Linked DNA regions of Mus musculus: region 2 is linked to region 1. A link is a loop called in an ENCODE intact Hi-C map of the cell type or tissue named here. Cell type or tissue: left cerebral cortex. All regions are shown on one strand.

Evidence for each region. Peaks named below come from ENCODE experiments on the same cell type or tissue, not always from the same donor. Only the 100,000 strongest peaks of a DNase experiment are listed, where the experiment ranks them.
Region 2: a loop joins it to region 1, with 3 times the contacts of the local background. A loop is called at or near these places in 7 of 42 quality-filtered maps.

The regions. Positions count from the first base shown.
Region 1 is chr1:151,355,706-151,363,705 of GRCm38, forward strand. It overlaps Ivns1abp (influenza virus NS1A binding protein), which reads left to right. Exons shown (of 15, transcript NM_054102.2): 8 at 424-531; 9 at 3,917-4,046; 10 at 4,248-4,472; 11 at 5,013-5,134; 12 at 5,227-5,353; 13 at 5,438-5,569; 14 at 5,757-5,930; 15 at 7,407-8,000. The coding sequence ends at 7,660. Among named protein-coding and RNA genes, the nearest start is that of Ivns1abp, 15 kb to the left of the region's middle. In left cerebral cortex, no CTCF peak of the experiment used is centred here; a DNase peak (open chromatin) is centred at 3,757; H3K27ac peaks cover 249 bases.
Region 2 is chr1:150,410,135-150,418,134 of GRCm38, forward strand. It overlaps Tpr (translocated promoter region, nuclear basket protein), which reads left to right. Exons shown (of 52, transcript NM_133780.3): 13 at 1-43; 14 at 1,767-1,874; 15 at 2,757-2,983; 16 at 3,510-3,673; 17 at 4,282-4,415; 18 at 4,532-4,680; 19 at 5,935-6,097; 20 at 7,248-7,382; 21 at 7,814-7,954. Among named protein-coding and RNA genes, the nearest start is that of Odr4, 21 kb to the left of the region's middle. In left cerebral cortex, no CTCF peak of the experiment used is centred here; no DNase peak of the experiment used is centred here.

The DNA.
Region 1 (8,000 bases):
TTAACCTACAGGGGAGAAGTATGTTTATTCAAACAGTACCATTAATCTTCAAAGGTGTAAAGCAATCAGTGTTTTGTTGTAAATATGTATATTTAAGAAACCATGTGTTGTACTATACCTTTTTCTCTTAATGTCACATAATAGAAGCAATGGAAACAAGGAAGATTTCTTTCAAGCCAATCAAGCCAAGGACTCTTCAGCCAGTGTTAGAAGATTTTGTATTTGATCTTGATTTTTGTTTTGTTTTGTTTTCACTTTTTACATTTTTACTACTATGACATGTTTTTCTTTGCATCGGGATCCTGCCAGAGTAAGATGTCAAGACGCACACTGGAGGTTACCTTGAGGCGGTTGTGAAATCTTCGTACTAGCGAGTAGCCATGGTGACAGTAGCCACATGGGTGTTCTGTTGCTGTTTTGCAGGTTCAAACCTTGTACTACTCAGCTGATCACAAGCTGCTTGATGGGAACCCACTAGATGGACAGGCTGAGGTGTTTGGCAGTGATGATGACCACATTCAGTTTGTGCAGGTACACATTGCACAGTCTGAGGTAACCTCAGGTTAAACTTTAACTGGAGAACTTATAGCATTCTTAAATTTTCCTTTAACAAAGGAAAGTGGATGAATTCCATTGTTATAACTGGACAGAGACTTTTTGGGGAGAAAAGAGGCATATTTTACAGCTTCCAGCATTTTTGCCACACTAGTAGAAGCTAACTCAGCCAATTAGACAAACTCCATTTACACCTTTTCTCTCAAATTACTGTTCACAACTAGTAATTAGAATAGTAAAATAAAGCAATATGTTAGGGTTTCGTTAATTTGGTTAGATTTTTTTTTAAGGTTATTTGTAACACGCATGATCAAAAGGATCAGTTTTAAAAAGATATAGTTGATTTAAATTGCTGATGGCTGTGAAAGAAATTTTGTCTATTTAATTACTGAACACTCATGAAATAGAAACTATATCGTGATTTATAATAACTTTATACAGTGTTGAACTCAGAAATGGTTGATCATGTGTTACAGTGTGGTCTGGATGTTTCTCCAGCAGAATGTATTAAAGCAGTATAGTTTCCTTGTGTTGATCGAGTTACGTCTGTAGCCTTTTATTAAACACGCACTTAAATTTATACACATTTTTAACAGTAGAGAACAAACATCTGAGGTATCTGAACAATCTTATGGACACTGACAGTATACAGAAAAGAAACATTATTGTTTTTGTGTGTTAAAATTAAACCAATGTTCTGCATGTGTTTTTTGCCCTCCAACACTGAGCAACACCATAGCAGCCCCACAAATCGTACATGCCACGTTGAGCCAGTCACTAACCATGCTCTTAAGAAGAAAAGCGCCCTGGAGCCTTTCTCTTCAATCACCGCTCTACACCTTCCAAAAACCGATTGTCCTAGCTTGAGATACAAACATATTTTGCCTGCTTGGAATCTTTATAAAATAGTCATGTAATATGCATTCTTATATGGCTTTTAGCATTGTGAAGAAATTAAGCCATGGAGTGTTTGCTTTCAAAGTTGGCTCAGTGATAGTATACTGACTGTGTGATAATGTTATCTAGATTAGATGCCTGTGGTATCCCATGGCAATAATAGTACTTCTAAAACAAGTTGGGACTTGGGTTAGCCAAAAGCCGTGTTTGTATTTCTACTTGGAGCATCCAGATTGTTTTATCTTTAATTATAAATATTGTAAGTTAAAGTAGCCTTTCTAATGGCAAAAGATTAAATACCAGCCAGTGGTAGGCTGTGATGCTCGACGTGAAGACATAGCGTGTGTAGCTTCTATTACAGGACCCTACCAAGGTAGTAAACAATACTGTCTGAAGAGAGGCTTCTACCATCAGAGGGCCTGAGGGGGCCTGTGGGATGAGACATGAGGTGGGAGGCGTGGGATTTAGTAGATTAGTCTTAGATGAGCAGAAGAAGATTATCCATGCAGGGTGCTGCTCTGTTGTTGGCAGTCTAATCTGGAAAAGGAAACGTACAACTGATGCTTTTTCCTATGGGTGGCAAGAAGAATTTTTTTAAAAATTTTGTGTGGTCTGGGGATGAAACCTGGGGCCTTTGCATATGACAGGCAAGTGCTCTACCTGAGCTACATGTACAGCAAGGAGAATTTAGACAAGAATACTGAATGGAAAGAATATGTAGTTTAAAAAGTTCATAGTGAAACACTTTGAGTTTAGAGAGATGTGGCTAGTTATACTTCTAGTTGGCATTCCTTAATCATAGGAAATGGCTAATTGTTGGGTGTCTCTGGGCTGACTACGTGATGATCTTAACAGATTTGCGGTTTTTAACTTTACAAAGTTGGCTTGGACTTTGCTTTTTTTTTTTTTTTTTTGATGGTCAGACACAGGGTAGATTAACGCTTGTGAGAGCAGTTTGTACACCATTTCAGGTAATAGTTTCAAGTTTTCAAGAATGATGAAAAGCTTAGTAATCTAAGGATATGGAGACGGACCAATTCCACTCATCTGTGCCTATACCTAGCTCTCCAAGGGTTGAGGGCAGGTCTTAATAGTGCTTTAGGGCAGTTTGGGAATGAGAAGAAGATCATGGGAGTGTGTGAGACACTGGCCTTTCTGTCTGTCTTGCTAAAAGATTTTGAATAGAGACCATGGAGGTGAAAAGTTGTGGGGTCATACCCTAGATTTCAGGGATGAGAGGAGTAGGTAGAGAGGTAGCCTGGGAAGGAGGAATGAGATGAGAAACAACTCTGGAAAAGCTGCCCGAGAAGAAAGCGTGGATGCCAAATACATGAGCTCTTCTGGAAGGTGATCTAAAGAGGGGAGTAGTTGTGTTTGCATAGGCGTCTCCAGGATTGTGTCTCAGGTGTGTTTGTTAATGCCAGTAGTTTTTAGTGCTGGAGTGTCGCTCCCATCATGGTCACTCTCTCAGTCACAATTCATATGTTAGAGTGCTCTTACTGCTGTGAGGCCTCTGTAGTATAAGAATGGCCTAGTTCTTATTTTGTGATACTTGGGACCTCTTTCCACAGATTGAGGTGGAGATTTTAATGTGTCTTATAATCCTTAAAAAGCAGGATTTTTTTTTAAACCGTTTCTTTGTTGATTTTTGTTTCCACTAGCAATACAGGTTTTTACTAGAAACTACTTGTTTGTGCAGTCTGTCCCTGGGGACCAGGTTAATTGGGTGAGCTGAGTTTGTAGGTACTGAAGTACATGTTCTTTTCATGGTAGACATTTAAGACTCGGTACCAGGCTGTGACACATGAAATTCTGTATGATCCGTTCTCGAGGGGGTGGAAAGCAATCTGCAAAAGAAGCTCATAAAAGCATACTAATTCTCGAAGAATCTGGCATTACTGTTCCTGAATTACAATTTTGCGAGTGGTTCTTTTAGTATTACTTCATTTCTGATTACTCTGTGTGTATTTAGCTTTTTCATTATCAATAATAAGTAGCCCTAAATAAAATGTACATGCCTCTGATTGATACTTCCCTGTAAACTGCTTTCAGAGACTGGCAGACCCTGTGTGTGCTCACTCTTTGCTGGCATTGTATGAAGGATGGTTAGGTCGACAGTTCCTTACATAGAGCAGATGAGATGTGTTGTTTTCTCCTTCCTGCTCCTATATTGAGATAGCATTCTGGTGTTTGACCTGTGGTGTGTTTTTTGAATTGTTCAAATTGATCTTTTTCTGAGCAGCCAGTTGTGTAGATGAAGCTGTTTCATTTTTAAGTAATGGTGTAAGTGTGGCAGGAGCCTGTCAGCTGGAAAGTGTTGGTTTGTGTTGTTTAGTGTGCTTTGAGTGTGCGTGTAGGTGGAAGGTGCTCAGTGTGTGGGCAGTGTTGCACAGTAGCTCAGGAACAAAGGTGCAGCAGGAATGCTCTCTGGCTAGGTTTCTGTAGCTGCCTTTTGATTTTGCAGAAAAAGCCACCCCGTGAGAATGGCCATAAGCAGATAAGTGGCAGTTCCACTGGATGTCTCTCTTCTCCAAATGCTTCAATGCAAAGCCCTAAGCATGAGTGGAAAATCGTTGCTTCAGAAAAGACTTCAAGTAAGTTTGTCTTCAGTTTATCTATTTGTAAGGATAGTGGTCAGTTTAATACTGAATAAGGAAAAACTCAGAGCAATGGCATATGGAAAACCATAGTAGAAGTTCCGTTCTGGAGACTGGAATACAATTTAGAATTCTCTAACCACCCTAAGTGTTAATATTAATAGTTCCATGGTAAACACAGAGCTCTTGTGTTCACAGATAACACTTACTTGTGCCTGGCTGTGCTGGACAGTACATTCTGTGTCATTTTCCTTCATGGGCGGAACAGTCCACAGAGCTCACCAACAAGTACTCCAAAACTGAGCAAGAGTTTAAGCTTCGAGATGCAACCAGATGAGCTTCTAGAAAAGCCCATGTCTCCCATGCAGTACGCACGGTCTGGACTAGGGACAGCAGAGATGAATGGCAAACTCATAGCTGCAGGTAAGAGCAGAACGCTGGGTGTGACAGACAGGCCTTATATTGATTGACTTGCAGCAAGAGGACTCAACATGCTGCATTTCAAGACAGGAATAACATTGATATTGAATATCCCTAAGTTTGGTTAGAAGTCATTATTTTAATTTAAAAGGGCGTGGTGCGCTACACCATGAACCCAGGGCCTCAGGGCTTGCTAGGCCAAGTGCTGTAGTACACTCATTATGTTCGACTACAGAGTAGATAAACTTGTTAGTTCTCAAGCCAGAATAAGCAGTTTGCTCATAGATAACGAATGCTACTCCTTGACATTAGGAACGGTCAGTTAAATACCTTTCTCGTTAGGTACACAACCTACAGACATCCTGGCTGGACCCTGGTGACCAGCCACATAGTTTGTAATCTTAGCACTTGGGTGGTGTAATAAGGGGCTCAAACTGTAAGACAGCCTGGGAGATATAGTAAGATGCCCACTGCCACTAGGGGGGAATCCAGCCATTCTGATCATGTTTCACATTTTAAGCAAACTTACGATTCTTTTGCCAGGTGGTTATAACAGAGAGGAATGTCTTCGAACAGTTGAATGCTATGATCCACATACAGATCACTGGTCCTTCCTTGCTCCCATGAGAACACCAAGAGCCCGCTTTCAAATGGCTGTGCTGATGGTAAGTACGGTATGCTGCAAAACAATCCTTTAGCTTTGTGGTCTTTCTTAGGACTACCCAGGGGGAATTCTTACTTATCACTTTTGATATAGGGACAGCTCTATGTGGTGGGTGGATCAAATGGACACTCAGATGACCTGAGTTGTGGAGAAATGTATGATCCAAACATTGATGACTGGACCCCTGTTCCAGAGCTGAGAACCAACCGTTGTAATGCAGGTAATAACACTCTTCTAACCAACACAGCCAGTGTTTACTCATGATTTAACTCATGGGTTACTGACATGGTTTACCCCTTCCTAGGAGTGTGTGCTCTGAATGGGAAATTGTACATTGTTGGTGGCTCTGATCCATATGGTCAAAAGGGCCTGAAAAATTGTGATGTATTTGATCCTGTAACGAAGTCATGGACAAGCTGTGCTCCTCTTAACATTCGTAAGTTGGTCTGTTTTTGTTTTGTTTTGCGGGGGATAGAGTTTGCCTAGAACTTTCCATGTAGCCCAAACTGTCTGGCCTTGAACTTGTAGTTCTTTAAAGACCTGTGAATTAATAGGTTGTTATAGTACACATTTACAGTTTTGATAGCTGTAATAATAATCCTGGTTTGCCTTAACTTTTATAGGTCGACACCAGTCTGCAGTTTGTGAACTTGGTGGTTATTTGTATATAATTGGAGGTGCAGAATCTTGGAATTGTCTGAACACAGTAGAACGATACAATCCTGAAAACAACACCTGGACTTTAATTGCACCCATGAATGTGGCGAGGCGAGGGGCTGGAGTCGCTGTGCTTGATGGTGAGTATCCAGGTTTAGAGAGAGCTAAATAGTACAAATGGGAGGAGCTCTGAAATGCCAAGAAGGGTCACTTACACACTCTTAGGTAGACTGCAGGGACCGGTGGAATGGCCCAGCAGGTAGAATGCCTACCTTTCTGGCAAAACCCCAGTGTTGGATCCCCAGATGTCATGTAAAGGTGGGAGGAGGGAACTGACCCACATAGTTGTCCTCTGACTTCTGTGCTGCAGCATGTGTAAGCCTACACCCATGGCATACACAGAATAATTAGGAATCATTTTTTAAAAATTCAGATTATTTTGTCTCTTGTGACACAAAGGGATTTTCCCCTCTAAGTGTCTGTTAATAACCTAAATATATTCTTTTACCCATCTCTTGGTAAGTGTTCTTAACCAAGTTCCAAATTTCCCTCTGTGAGATGTATCCATTATTCAGTCTTAGATTTTGATTGACCTTATTTTAGGATAGTAACTTTAAGAATTTTATTTCAAAGCATAATCTCAGTCAGTTTTCTTTTGTAGACAGTGTCCTTTCACACAGTCTTTATTGATTGCTTTATTGTCTGTAGTATTAGTTAACATCATTTGGAACAAAGCTGAATCTTAGCAAGACTTTGTGGCTCAATCAGTGAGCATGTAAGTGTGTGGAGAATAGAAACAGCCTCCTGACCCAGACCCCAGACCCTTGTGAGCCCTAGCAGTGTAGTTACAGCTGGATTCATGCAAGTGGGGTAAGTGATAATCAGAAGAGAAAATAATGAATCTGAAAATTAGTGACCCCCCATAGTTTATTGCTGACATTTTTTGTTCTATTGAGTATCTAATTTGAAAAAAAAATCATATGAAAGGTCTAGAAGTTCAGTCATTATCTGTTCCCTATATACCTACTTTTGTGGTGCCACTTTGAACCAAGGCCTCACTTTTACTGGATAAGTGTTCTACCATTGACCTACATAGAGGGGCATAGCCCTAGTCCCTCCTATAACTTCTTTGAATATATAGAACTCTGATAGTTTGTCACTTAACATATTTAGGCAAGTTTCTACCTTCTTTGTGTCTCTTAATTGTTCATCTGTGAAATGATGACAGTAGTAATTACTATGGAATTGTGGGAGATGTATTTAACATGATGCAATTTCTGCCCTTTTATCCCTATAGTTGCCTAAGTTTCTGTAGGAATGGATTCTTGTCCATTTTATTCATCTCTATGGTTTCCAGTATCTGTGCCACAATTACACAGACCTTTCTTTTTTTTAAAGATAAGATTTCATTATGTAGCCCAGGCTGATCTCATACTAATAATCCTTAGTCATGGCTTCCTGAGTGGTGACATTACAAGTGTGTGTTGCTATGCCTTGCCTTAACAGAACGGACAAGCATTTCTAGTTAAAACTCACTCAATTTTGGAGGCCTTTTTTTTTTTTTTTAAATTTGTTTTCTGAGCCTTTTTAGACTGACTGCCTTGTTTCTCTTTTAGGAAAACTGTTTGTAGGTGGTGGCTTTGATGGTTCTCACGCCATCAGTTGTGTGGAGATGTATGATCCAACTAGAAATGAATGGAAGATGATGGGAAATATGACTTCACCAAGGAGCAATGCTGGGATCACAACTGTAGGGAATACCATTTATGCAGTGGGAGGATTCGATGGCAATGAGTTTCTGAATACTGTGGAAGTCTACAACCCTCAGTCAAATGAGTGGAGCCCTTACACAAAGATTTTCCAGTTTTAACAAATTTAAGAACCCCAAACTAACAGGCTTAGTGATGTAATTGTGTTTAGTAGAGGTACACTTGTGAATAAGGAGGGTGGGTGGGGTAGATGTTGCTAACTGCAACACAAAGCTTTTGCATATTGCATATTATTAAACATGCTGTACATACTTTTTGTGTTTGGAACGGAATGCAAAGATGAAGGTCTGTTTCTGTATTCTTAAGACATCTTTGGTTATTTTACTTTTTGAAGGTTGATACTGTAAAAGAATAAACCACAAATTGATTGGGAACATCATTTCAAGAAGTCCCTGCTCCTCCACATTTGTTTTGCCGATTTGCACATTAAATGACTCTTCC
Region 2 (8,000 bases), 950 kb before region 1:
AGCTGTGGCCAGTCTTTCTGCAAAGCTTGAGCAAGCTATGAAGGTTGGTTCATTTCTCAACTTGACCTTTAGGCACAGCTACTACTGAATCATCTTGTACTGGCTACTTTTCTCATAACACTCTTTGCACTAGAAAAGCTTGAGGCTTTCACTCCCACGATGACAAATTCTGACTTTGACTCAGCTAAATTGTGAGAGTCTCTTACATATGTTAAGGTGATTGAGAGGGAAATCTTCTTGGACCACTCTTCAAATATTCTCATAGTGCATTAGAATGTTGGCTAATTTAGCATAACCATTTTTTTTCTTAGAGGGTTTGATAAGCCTGTCTAGAATAATCATAGCTTGATATTAGGTCACAGATTTTTACATCAATTCAAAATTTAGCCTGCCTTAGTATGCATTACTTTATAATAGCTCCTTTGCCATGTTAAAGGTTGCACGTTCGTGACTACCCTTTTGCTATCAGAGGGTATGTTTTACTTAATGATGTAAGAGTTTATACTCTAATTTACCTTTATGGTACAGCTTTTTACAGAGAAGTCTTGAAGATTTAAGAGAATTTTATTGAGGAAATGTAGATAAATACATTTATATCTCCTATTAACTGATATGTTTTTTTCTTGGAGAATTTGAGTAAATTGTATCCTTAATTCTGAATTAAATCTTCTGTTATAATATAGAAGCCGCTGACATTGAGAAGTAGCTAATAAAGTGTTTTACAGCAGTGTAACTTTACTCATTGTGCCCTAAGGGACTGTTGGCAATCTGACAAATTAATCTTGTATTTCTATTTTCAGAGAGGTCTCTTGGGACCAATTAGATCTTTTAAGTTTCTCTGTTAATAGGATATTGCCTTGATCTTCTTGGTATGTGAAGTGCATGTCGTTAGTTAAATGGCAGATAGACATCAATTAGAATAGCAGCTTTCAACTTATAAAACAGTTTGTTCCTTCACTGTCAAAGAATAATAAAAGGGCTTAATGGTCATTTCTTCATTTTTTTTTAATAACTGGCATTTTCTATCCACAACATGAATAATGTGTTTTCTAGTGTAAATCTTCAGCTCTTAATTTGTAGGGTTCTAATCGCAATCCCACTGCATCTACTTTGCATCTTAATTCACCTTGTTTGTACTTAGTAGGTTTATGAGTGCTGTCTTTTCTGACTATTTCTATACTTCTATTTTCACGTTTCCTCTTGCACCTACACATAGCTTCTTAAAGGTGTATGAACTAACGAGATATATTTAAAAGTATATGAAAATAACTACGAACCTAAATATGCATAAATTGGAAATAGAACACAGATTTCCCTTTAATCCATCTGATCTTGTGCTAATGGGAGGGTTCTCAAAACTCCACCTCAAACTATGGATACTGCAGAGCTCACCTACTAAGTGGGTACTGTTTTGGTTGCTGCTTCTTTGCAAATTGCCACAGACTTTTAATGAAGTCTTCTGTGTCTTACCCAGCATATTTAGTTTTGACATCTCAAGTGTTTCAGTCTAACTGTGATTACCATTGATCCTTCTGATCATGATTCTGGGGTCATTTGGAAATGCACTGGGAATTTGATACTTATTTTTGCATAGTTGTATTTGACAACTTGTTAAGGGTAGAAAATGCTTTTTATTGTCATATATATATATATATATATATATATATATATATATATATATATATATATATACACATACACTATATTTCTATTATTATTTATATCCTGGGTGACACTGAGTTTTCCCTTGTGTTTATATTTTAAAGGAGATTCAGCGATTGCAGGAGGACACTGATAAAGCCAACAAACATTCATCGGTACTTGAAAGGGACAATCAGAGAATGGAAATACAAATAAAAGACCTTTCGCAACAGGTTAGGACATTTTGTGTGATTTCCAGTTTCTTTGTGATGCTTGAGTCTGCATCTTATGTCTCACGACGTCTCTTCTAGGAAAGGCGTATGTATTCTCGTCCTGTAGCACTTACATACCATCTTGTCACTGTCTTCCCAGAGATTTTTGATTGATTTTCACATTGTTGGTGACATTTGTAATAAGTACACAAACAATTGAAACAGGAAGCGTTTTTTTGTTGTTGTTCCCCATGTCCTAAGAGTGTAACCAGTGTTAGCAAGTTGGCGTGTATGTGTTTCATGCCATTCATGTATCAGTAAGTACATATCTGAATATATAAGTGTGTTTTTGTTAAAATTAGGTTACACTATGCATTACTCACTACTGCTATTTCTTGAGAAGGGGACTTGAACAACCCTTCCTCATCTTTCTGGGTGCTGGGATTTTAGGTGCACACCACCATGTCTGCTCTTCCTCTACCTGCCATATAAAACAAGCACTAAATAAGTTACTTGTAGTTTCATGTTAAAAAAATAGCCATTATTCTGAAATTGTATTTTTCTACTTTCTGTAAGTTTTCTTTATATTAAAAGTAACTATTTCAGCTGGGCAGTGGTGGCATGCTCCTTTATCCCAGCACTTGGGAGGCAGAGGCAAGTAGATTTCTGAGTTCAAGGCCAGCCTGGTCTACAAAGTGAGCTCCAGGACAGCCAGGGCTATACAGAGAAAGAAACCCTGTCTGGAAAAACCAAAAATTTTTTTTTTTTAAAGCTATTTCGTTAAAATCTTTTCTTAGATTTTTTTTTTTTTTAGCATTAAAGTGATAGATTTTGATGTTTTTAAAAATACTATATATTAGCTTTGGTTGGTTGGGTTTTATAACATTAAATTTTTGTTTCTAGATAAGAGTGCTCTTGATGGAACTTGAAGAAGCCAGGGGTAACCATGTAATTCGGGATGAGGAGGTCAGCTCTGCTGACATCAGTAGTTCGTCTGAAGTGATTTCGCAGCACCTAGTATCTTACAGGAACATCGAAGAGCTTCAGCAGCAGAATCAGCGTCTGCTATTCGCTCTTCGAGAACTTGGGGAAACCAGGGAACGAGAAGAGCAAGAGACAACTTCCTCTAAGTAAGCAGTGACCATGGCAGTGACCATGGCTAAGCACTGGGTACTGGGCTTAGTGTGTCCTTAGAGATGCTGGGTAATGGAGGTGCTTAGGGAAACTGAGCAACGATTCTATGGAATTATTTTTAATAAGGCGGTAAACTTCCGTTTAATATGACTAGTGCTAAAATAGGTAAACTTGGCAGACTTCATTTAAGTTTCAAGAAAGAAGTCTTCATGGAAAAGAGTCTGTCTGAGCATTACTCAAGCACAGTACAGAGGTTTTATAAAGACAGTGTGTTAGGGAAGGAAGAGTGGCATTGACTGCAAGAAGATTATGTGTCAGTAGGCTTGATGCTGAGAAAGTAAGTTTTCCAGATGCTACTAATGAGTACAAGTACTTAAGTCTTCTATGGTGGGAGTTTTAAGAAGGAACAGAATAAAGAGCATGAAAATAGTCAGCATGAAGGTAGACGGTGTTTGAATGATTTATAATAGACACTGTACTCCCCTCTGAACACAGACCTACAAAGACTTTTATTTTCTGCAGGATTGCTGAACTTCAGCATAAACTTGAGAACTCTCTCGCTGAACTGGAACAGCTCCGTGAGTCACGACAACATCAGATGCAGCTTGTTGATTCCATAGTGCGTCAGCGTGACATGTACCGAATTTTATTGTCACAAACAACAGGAATGGCCATTCCCTTACAAGGTAGATTTTTATGTAACTACAGGACAATATTTTGGAAGTGAACTGGTGAATAGGTTTTTTGACAAAAGCAGTTGCTACTCTAATTTGGAAATTGACTTCAGCTATTGTGTGTGACTGATTGTAACATTGATTTTTAGGTGTCATTTTGACACTACTAAGAAAAAAAATATTGTTAAAAACCATACTTTTTAGACTTAGTGAATTACATGGTTTGTTTTTCTTGTTTTAGTACTTTAATTTGTAATACATTGCATCTAATTTAAAAAATGAACAATTTTTCCCTTTTTTTTCTTGCATTTTATTTCTGTGTGTGCTTGTGTATGTGCATGCATAAAGGCTACTGTGTGTGTGAGGTCAGGGTAACTAGTGGGAGTTGGTTTTCTCCTGACAGCGTGTGGCTCCCAGGGATCAGACTCGGCTTACTGGGCACCTTTTCCCACTGAGCTATCAAGCTTTAATAGTTTTTAATATTTCCATTCTCTGATAGGTCTAGTAACACTTTACTTTCTACTTCTTAATTTAGTAGTGATGCTTTTGCAAATAATCCTTAAAACTGATTTATGAAAGCACGCAAAAACATCTTATTTGTCTTTTTTATTTTTCTGAAGCTTCAAGTTTAGATGATATTTCTCTTCTCTCAACTCCAAAACGTTCAAGTACATCACAGACTGTTTCCACTCCTGCTCCGGAACCCGTCATTGACTCCACAGAGGCTATAGAAGCAAAGGCTGCCCTTAAACAGGTAAAGACTATACCTAGTTAAAGTCATGGGTTAGTTATACCTAGTTAAAGTCATGGGTTAGTTTCAAGTTGAGTTTTTGGGGAAAATAGTATCGTCTAATGATCTTCAATGTTTAGTTGCAGGAAATCTTTGAGAACTATAAAAAAGAAAAAATAGACAGTGAGAAACTTCAAAATGAGCAGCTAGAGAAACTTCAAGAGCAAGTCACAGACCTGCGCTCACAAAACACCAAAATTTCTACTCAGCTAGATTTTGCTTCTAAACGGTAAATTTTCTTTTGTTTGGGAATTAATGCCATTAAATGTTGCACTCACAGTGTTCTGACCAGTCAGGTCCCAGAGCTAATTTACACCGGTGTTGCTTTTTTCTATGTAGTGTGTTCTAAGATGAGAGACTGTAACCTTCATTCCTTAACATTGGCTGCGAATTCTCCTGTTCAGGGCCAGGAGTGAAAGATAACGAGGTTCTCTGTCCTCGGATTGAGAGACGTTGTTTCTGGAGCTCTTTCTGAAGAGGTGGGAAGGGGGAATTGTTTGAGACAGGGTCTTACAGTATAGCTCTGGGTAGCATAGAACTCAGTCAGTAGACTAGGCTAGACTCAAACTGGTGGCAGCCCTGCCTGAGCCTCCCAGTGCCCATAATGGGTTTGTGTTGCGGGAAATATTAAAAAAGGAACTGGCACATTCCCACACATGTGCCTGCAACTCTTGTACCCTCTGTGGGCCCACCGGCTCTGTCTACCTGCCAACTCTCCGGTGCTCCCAAATTCCTCTCGCTGCTACGCAACAACCATCCACCCCACAATCATATCACCACACCCATGTACCTGTTAGAATCTCTTAAAGCTTATAGCTGGCCAATCAGATTTATGTATCAATAAATTTTCAGCTTACAAGATGCCAATACAGTAATTTCAGAACCAGTTGATAATGATAAAAGCTTTATCCCAATCTTTCTAACCTTATGATATCATAACTACCTGTGGCTGGTTAAAGCCATGCTGGTTCATGTCTGCCTCCATCTTGGCCTTCCCCTTCTCTCCCTGAGATGCTCTGTCATTCCAGCTCCATCCACCTTTGCCCTGTCCAATCACAGGCCTCCTGCTGCCCTAATGTAATTGGACAGGGAAAATCTTGCAACAGGTTTGTATCTCTCACTGTATACCCGCGGGTAGCCTGATAAGCAGTAGACAGGTCTAGCCTCAAACTTATGGCAATTCTGCCTCAGCAATGCTAGTATTGTGAGTGTGTGGTGCCATGGCTATCATTTCTGGAGCCTTTCCTTCATGTGCTTGTTAGTTTAGATACTTAAATTACATTGTCATTATTTTCAATATGAATTTTTAATAAGTTATTCAATGAAATATTTACTTATTTATAATTTCAATTTTAACTGGTAAATAAGGGTAGTATAGAAAGTTGCACATTATTACACAAGCCACTTTCTAATTTTAATCATGTGAAATTAAGTTTCTGTGAAATTCTTCAAAGACCTAAGAACTGGTCATCTTTATTACCAGTTATGAAATGCTGCAAGATAATGTAGAAGGATATCGTCGAGAAATAACATCTCTACAAGAGAGAAATCAGAAACTCACTGCAACTACTCAGAAGCAGGAACAGATCATCAACACAATGACGCAAGACTTGAGAGGAGCCAATGAAAAGCTAGCAGTTGCAGAAGTGAGACCAACACCCCCTGGCTGACATTTGATATGGCTACTTATTTCTTAAATTTTATTGGTTAAAATAGCATAGTAAAGTGTTGTTTAGACTATGATACATGTTTTTTAAATAGCTTACATATATCTAGGAAAAATTTCAAATAAAATTTTAGTTGACCATTTATAAAAAGAGAAAGAATGCTCCCAACTGAATATCAAATTAGATTATGATAAAGTTAACGCCCATCACTTTTGGCTTTTACCTAAAAGCTAGGTACTGTATGTCATCTCTTTTATAAAAGTTAGGTACTGTATGTCATCTCTTTTATGAGAAATAGGTTCTAAAGCTAGTAAGTAGCTTGCCTCTGTTGACAGTTACGAGAAACAGATTAGTTAGGACTTGAAGACACTGGGTTTTTTGTTTGCTACATTGCATTTTATCTTGCTATACTTCATGATGGGAAATAGGAGCTTTTTTCAAACTGTTTTAAGTGTTGATAATTAGTATGACTCAGAACTAAATCTGAATACTTTGAAGATACTGCATTTTAACTCACTCTTGCATTTCTCCTGAGACATAAGAGTGCAGTCTTTAACGAAGAAAAAAAAAATTGACAACATTGGTTATTGCTTTAAAAGAAGTCCTTAGAAACTTTTGGCTTATAAGACTTAACATAATTCATAGTGTATTGATTTTGACTATGGTATAGTTACACACTAATATTTGTTGTGGTGTTTTGGATTTTGTTCTGGGTTTTTCTTTTTTTTCATGTGTGTGTGTGTGTAGCTGTGTCTACACATAAGTCCCAGTGCTTGAGGAGTTCAAAGGTACCAGGACCTTGTCCTGGAGTTACAGGCACTTATGAGCTGCCTACTGTGGGCGTTGAGACATCTGGAAGAACACCAAATGCTTTTAACCACTGAGCTCTTTCTCCAGCTTCCATTATATTGTTTTTAAAGAACAGTTTGCTAGAGCTAAATTAACATAAGTATGTGTTAAGTCCAATCATTTTAGTTCATTAAACAAGGAATTATATTTACTTGATCAAGAGTTGTAGTCTACATCATATTAAGAAATACATAGTAAAGAAAACGTTATTTTAATTTTGTGTATTACTTTTGACACAGTATTTCCCAACACTTTTTCTTTCACTTACATTCATTTTAAGGTAAGAGCAGAAAATTTAAAGAAGGAAAAAGAAATGCTTAAATTGTCTGAAGTCCGTCTTTCTCAGCAAAGAGAGTCTTTGTTAGCTGAACAGAGGGGGCAGAACTTGTTGCTGACTAATCTACAGACAATCCAGGTAAACAGATAAGAAGTGCATGGAGTGATATTTGATATTATCTTTTGTATCTTCTTAATTTTCCTAACTAAAAATTTTATGTTACTTTTTCATCCATTATAGTTATATTTAAATTGGTGGTGTGTAAAAGAAAATACTTTAAAGGAAACTCAGAAAGAGAATTGATTGAAACAAAGTAATTAATATGTGAGAGTCTTAGAATTATAACTACTCTAATGTTTTTGCCCCCATTCCATACCACTAAATATTTAATATGAAATAAATTTTTTAATATGAAAAGTGGCCAAAATACTTTGCATATGTCCAACAACAATCTTCTCAATTCTAACCTCATCATGGATTATAATCTCATAATTTTATATAGCTTCTAATATTCTTCGTCTTGCTTAATTTCTTTATTGTTAAGCATCCTTCACTTCTTCTTACATTAGGGCATACTAGAGCGATCTGAGACTGAAACCAAACAAAGGCTGAATAGCCAGATAGAAAAACTGGAGCATGAGATCTCTCACTTGAAGAAGAAATTGGAAAACGAGGTGGAACAAAGACATACGCTTACGAGGAATCTAGACGTGAGTATTAGCATCTGGGTCTATGTAATTTATAGTTACTGTTCTG